Regions from separate parts of the Homo sapiens genome. Here region 2 is linked to region 1. A link is a loop called in an ENCODE intact Hi-C map of the cell type or tissue named here. Cell type or tissue: heart right ventricle. All regions are shown on one strand. Links, peaks and the distances in the headings refer to the core of each region. The heading gives the core; the rest is flanking DNA.

Evidence for each region. A loop is a pair of places that touch in the nucleus more often than their neighbours do. Peaks named below come from ENCODE experiments on the same cell type or tissue, not always from the same donor. Only the 100,000 strongest peaks of a DNase experiment are listed, where the experiment ranks them.
Region 2: it touches region 1 in a loop (3-fold over the local background); 3 of 110 quality-filtered maps call a loop at or near these places.

What each region holds. Positions count from the first base shown.
Region 1 is chr7:90,726,090-90,729,011 of GRCh38, forward strand. CDK14 (cyclin dependent kinase 14) reads left to right here. Exons shown (of 15, transcript NM_001287135.2): 3 at 478-723. Among named protein-coding and RNA genes, the nearest start is that of CDK14, 130 kb to the left of the region's middle. In heart right ventricle, for the core only: no CTCF peak of the experiment used is centred there; no DNase peak of the experiment used is centred there; H3K27ac peaks cover 1,523 bases.
Region 2 is chr7:90,659,766-90,662,687 of GRCh38, forward strand. All of the region lies in intron 2 of CDK14 (cyclin dependent kinase 14), which reads left to right. Among named protein-coding and RNA genes, the nearest start is that of CDK14, 65 kb to the left of the region's middle. In heart right ventricle, for the core only: no CTCF peak of the experiment used is centred there; a DNase peak (open chromatin) is centred at 1,225; H3K27ac peaks cover 1,960 bases.

The sequences.
Region 1 (2,922 bases), core at 250-2,749:
TCATGCATAAAACTTTTAAACAACATAATGCCCTTTCCTTCTCTAGCCTAGGTTAGCTGCTTACACGATGACCCATCAGTTAATGTCCATCTGATTTGCCTATTTTTTGTTTTTTAAATTAAGGCTAGTTACCCAACCTCTTAATGATTCAGAAATAAACCACTTCCAGTCAGATGGTAAAACGTGTGACAGAGTTCAAGAATCATGTTAGGGTACTACTAGCAGCCTGGGCCTTAAGTTTCTCATTTTAGAGGTAGATTTTTTAGTGTAAGCTCTAGTGTGAGATCTAAGTGTAAACACAATGATTGTGAGGATTTTTTTGTACTGTAATTTATGCTGATGCAGCTTTTAGAATGTGGGCTTTTTGGGTATTTCCTGAAACTGAAATTGGCATGCTTTCTAGAGTTATATATTGGCATGTTTAGTGATATTAAAGTTGCAGTGAAGAGTTCTGAATTTAATTTCTTCTTTTCTCAGATATGTGTCACAAAGATGTCTACACGGAACTGCCAGGGAATGGACTCAGTGATCAAACCCCTGGACACAATTCCTGAGGATAAAAAAGTCAGAGTTCAGAGGACACAGAGCACTTTTGACCCATTTGAGAAACCAGCTAATCAAGTAAAGAGGGTGCATTCTGAGAACAATGCTTGCATTAACTTTAAGACCTCCTCCACTGGCAAAGAGTCACCTAAAGTTAGGCGGCACTCCAGCCCCAGCTCGGTAAGTGCAGTCTTTTTGTTTATCACTGGGTAAACAGAAGGAATAGCCTTCTTATGATAGCATGCGGTGCTGGAAGACAGCAGGAAACTTTATCAGTGCCTTATTATGCATTCTCTCCCAGGGTGGTTGAATGTTTTGGAAGAGAGAGAGCAAACTATATATGGACTCCTTATTTATAAGCACTAAGCAAGCAAATGAATGAAATGATTCAACTTATTTTTGGAAAAATCATTTTTCCCCCTTAATTGTTTCTAGTTAGAGGAATTTATAATTAAAAGTCTTTTGTATTTCAAACCCTTGGAGAGGTTATTGAACTTTACTGTGTAGGCAGTAAGGATAGTTTTGAAATTAGCAAATTCACAAGGAATTTCATTGCAGAATAAATATCAAAATTTGTTCACTTGCGTTAATCCAGTTTTTTTTGGGGGGGTACTCCACCAGTCTTTCTCATGTGACTCTGTAAAGTGACAAGTTGAAGTTCTTTTCCAGGACAAAGCCCTGTACTGAATGGAAAATGCTGGAGTAGAAATCTGTGTAGGGTAGATTCAGTAGGACCAAAGGAAAGAAGAGAATGTCCAGAAAGAAGTGTTAGAGGGAAACAGACTTTAGATATAACTAGTGATTTACAAGTTAGAAAGGAACACACCAAGAGAGAATATTCTCTGTTATATTTCTATTCTCAAATACATTTTTTCCTACTTTTTGGCTTAAATTAATATACATTATTTACAATTGTATGATAATGTAAATTTTGGTCAGGGAAACCACAAGTATGCTATGAATAAATTTCCTTCCTTGCACAACTTCTTCATTTTCTTAGTTGTCATTGTCTACTTTTCCTTCATTCAAATTAAGATAATTTTAAACACAATTTGAGGCCTGCAACTATATGACAAAACTGTAAAATGCCTCCAAAACAAATCAGATAATCTATCAGTTTTTCTCCCCCACTGAGATTGCCCTGGCAGTTCTTCATAGTCCTAATTTAATATAGATTGGTTAACCTCTAATCCTATAGTCATAAGGCGTCCTTTTCTGAGAATTTTTTCCTCCTTTTTTAATGTTAAATACCCATTCTCTGGGTTACATGTCTTTCTTGTTCTTGGTTTATTTCATTGTTTTAAAGTACATCCTCGCAGTAGCTTCTTGAGAAAGGGTGATGGGGGGTTTGTCATATGACTATGATTTTATCTGTCGTTGATTACTTGATTAATAATCTGGCCAAGTATGTGATTTTAGTTTAGAAAATAATTTTTTCTTAGACTTTTGAATACCTTGTTTTATTGTTTTCTAGGTGCCTAGATTGTATTGAAATCCCTAGACTATTCTGGTTTCCCAGTTCATCCTTTATCTGCTTTTTTGTTTGTGGAACTTTCTAGGACTTTCTTTTCATCCCTGGTGTCATCCTTTTTCTTGGTATCAATGGGTGTTTTCAATTTTTGAGTTAATTTCTTTCAGTTTCAAAAATTTTCTTATATGTTTATTTAATTTTTTGTAATCTTCTCTTTTACGATAACATTTTTATTAGTTGGATGTTGGCATTATTGGATTGATCTTCTAGTTACCTTTTCTTTTCCCTATTATTTTAAATCTTTTTTTTCCTACCTTCTGGGTTTTTTTAACTTTTAATTTTTAACCCTTCAATTGGATTTTTAATTATACTAATATTTATTTCCATGAACTCTTTCTTATTCTTTGAATGCTCTTTTAAAAAGTATCCTGTTCTATTTCAATGAATAACATATCACTTCATATGTTTCTGAGGATACAAAATGTAGCTTGGGGAATTTTTTTTCCTTTTACATATTCTCTGAATTATTTCTGGATTTCCTTTGAGTTTCTTGTTTCTGTTTATTTGTTTTGGTCTCTGCCTTACCTGTTGAGATTTTTGGTGGGTCTATGTCATGCCTCTTGGAGAGAAACTGTTGGCTGTCAGTTTATGTTATGAGTAATGTACTCAGAAGTTGATTGGAAGCTCTGTGCCTGGGTGGCTTGTCAGTTGGTTGGCTTCAGCATAGGGACTCTTGGTGAAGACCTAGTCGTTTTATTTAAGTACTCTCAAATGTCGCTGTCTCTTGATCTTGTTTTTGTTACTGGGTGTTTCTCACAAAATGGACTTACCCAATTTATTTTTTTTAGGACATATAAACCTAGCTGTCACTATTCTGAGATGATCAAGAAGGGACTGAGGACCCTTCA
Region 2 (2,922 bases), core at 156-2,655, 66 kb before region 1:
CCAAGTAATTCAGAAAGAGCTCAGCAGTCTGGGGTTTTTGGAGGGGATGGAATCCTGGAGCCAGGGAATGCTTCTCTCTCTCTCTCTCTCTCTCTCTCTCTCTCTCTCTCTGTGTGTGTGTGTGTGTGTGTGTGTGCACGCACGTGCTCATGGGTGCAGATTTTTTGGATTGACTCCAACAGTAAAAGCACGACCTTATTAATTTGGACTCCACTAATTAGAAAATTACTGTGAAATGGATAAGGATTGAGCTTAAAGTTAAATAGCATTTTCTGAGAAATTAATGGCATAGATATAAAGTAAATGTTTGACCTATTTTGGAGAAGATAATGGTTTACAGTGCTTCTGTAATGAAGGATCCATGCATAATCATTTTAGTAACAGTTATTGAACGTGTAGAATGTTGAGAAAGAGTAGTGTGATGGCTAAGAGCATAGATTGGAGCATCACACCCCCTGGGGTCAAATATTGGCTCTACCATTTACTAATTCTACAATTTGCTAAATCAAATACTGGCTAACTCAAATATCTATTTACTAACTCAAGTATCTATTTACTAACTCAAATATTGGCTCTACCATTTACTAACCTGGGCAAGTTACTTAATTTCTCTCAGCCCCAGTTTCTTCCTCTGTAAGATGGGAATAATAATATTGCCTACCTCTTAGCTTTGCTGTAGAGATTGAATGTATTAATATAAAAATGCTTAGCTCTATACTCGGTACCTGATAAATGTAACATTAAGTGGTAACTATTATTACTGTGTTCCTGGCACCCTGCTAAGTGCAGTGAGAAGATAAAAGAGAATTTCTGGTGTCAAAATGTGACGAACTAACAGATAAAATAATGTGTATTGATATATACATACAATATCAGTGTCATACAGTACAAATAGGTACATATTTTCTGTGTAGTTTACTGTTTATAAACTGTATTCAATTCAATGATCTTTCAGAAACTTAGTTTGAATCTCTTCAAATGGTGGAAAAATAAGCATTTTCTATAACATGCTCTGTAGCTCTGACTTTTCCTTAAGTTCCGAATGACTTTCTCCTGGTTGGATTGGTTTAGTGAAGTGTGACTATTTGGCCCTCCCATGGAAATGCATACACTGACCACATGTCTCAGGTGAATGGACCCATCAGGAGGGAATGGTCTTGTTTCTTGAATACCTTTTTGTGGCCCAACTGCAAAGCAGTGGCTCCTGAGTCACAGGAGGTAGAAACTGACAAAACCATGGAGTGCAGCCACTGTGTGAATTGCCTTCAACCATGACTGCTTGGCTTTTAGAGATGGAACAGACATTCGTCATATGGTTATTCCCCAGTGATTCTGAAAACTTTTCTGCCAAAATGTTAAGGCACTGGTGAATTGAGTTCTATGTCTGCTGCAAGAGTCCTGTGGAAATTCTTGAGAGTCTGAAATTTGCCTAATGCTTTTTCTCAAACTGAAATTAAAAGCCAAAACAAAACATCTTTTGCAAAATATCTATTGCTGCCCTTTTTTCTAGCTTCATTTCTATTTTAGAAGTGTGTTGAGCAGGGCCACTGTAGTGTACAACTCTGAGGGACACTATTCATAGACAGCTTACGTAAATTGCACCCTCTGGAATTTTGAGTACGTGATCTACATAGCCACACATGGAGGTCCTTGTGCCGAATTGTTTGTTAGTTATGTTCATAGAACCTGTTGTTACAAGTTCTTTGGAATATATGCTAGTCTTAGTGATGAAATTGGGCAGTGACTGGGTATGGTCTTTAAGTCTACATATTTAGATAACCCTGTATTTAACCACATGCCTTCTGTGTCTGGTGGCATTAACCCAAATTCTCAGTGTTATCATCAAGATTATTATGACATGCCTTGTCACTGTAGGTCATCTGGTGACTAGTTTTTAACGGGTTTCTAATCCTTGTGTGCTGGGACCTCACTAAGCATTCTTCACTTTTGAGCCTGGCTTGTGTTATTACAGCCACTGTTGCTAGGACTGATTCTTCTGTTGTCACTTGAAGGTCTAGGAGGTTATAAATGTATTGAGGCTTGTGTGCAAAAGTTGCTCTATCTCATACAGCAAGGCTGGCTCAATTCATACGGTGCCCTACCCATGTAGCAAGGGTCTCTGGAGCAAATGTAACAGCTGCCTAGTGGTAGTCAAAGAACTCCCTGCATTACAAAAGGATTAAATATGCTGCTTGCTAGAGCTTGTCTGGCAGGAGCTTCAGAGTCCTTCCAGGGAGTAAAAACAATTATATTTCAACAAAGGAGTAAGAAAAATTGGCACGTCCCTCCATGAGGTCACTTCACTTTGGAAAAAGCATTTGTGTGCTTTATTTTAAACAACTTTGTCAATACTTTGAGGAACACTTTCACATGTTTGGAACTTAGGAGAATTGGTATACAACAAGTCCATCAGTTTAAACCACAGGCATTTAGAACTGAAAGAAATTCTGGTATCATTTATCATGAGCTCCTCATTTTACAGGTGACAGAGTCTAAGGCCCTGAGAAGCTAAGTAACTTGTGGGAAGTCACAGAGCCCATGGGTGATAAGAAGTGAACCAGCACCCAGGTTATGCTGTGCCAGTGAAATACAAGTCCTGCTTTGCTCTCTTGCTCTCTTGATTTTCTCCCCTGAGGAAAGTGCCCTTGGCAAAGCCAGAGATGGGGACATTTAAATGGGGACATTTAAAGAATCTGTTGCCTTTGGGGTGATTTTCATTTGAATACTTCATTGGCATGATAGTGGAATAATGCTTATGGAATAATTCCTCTGTTAAGAGGAATAACCTTGGGCAGTTAGTTAACCTCTCTGTGCTTCACTTTCCTCCTTTGTAAAATCACATTTACTTCCTCACAGAAATGCAAGGATGCTATGAGTTCACACTTGTAAAGTACTTGTAACAGTGCTTGGCACAGGGAAGGT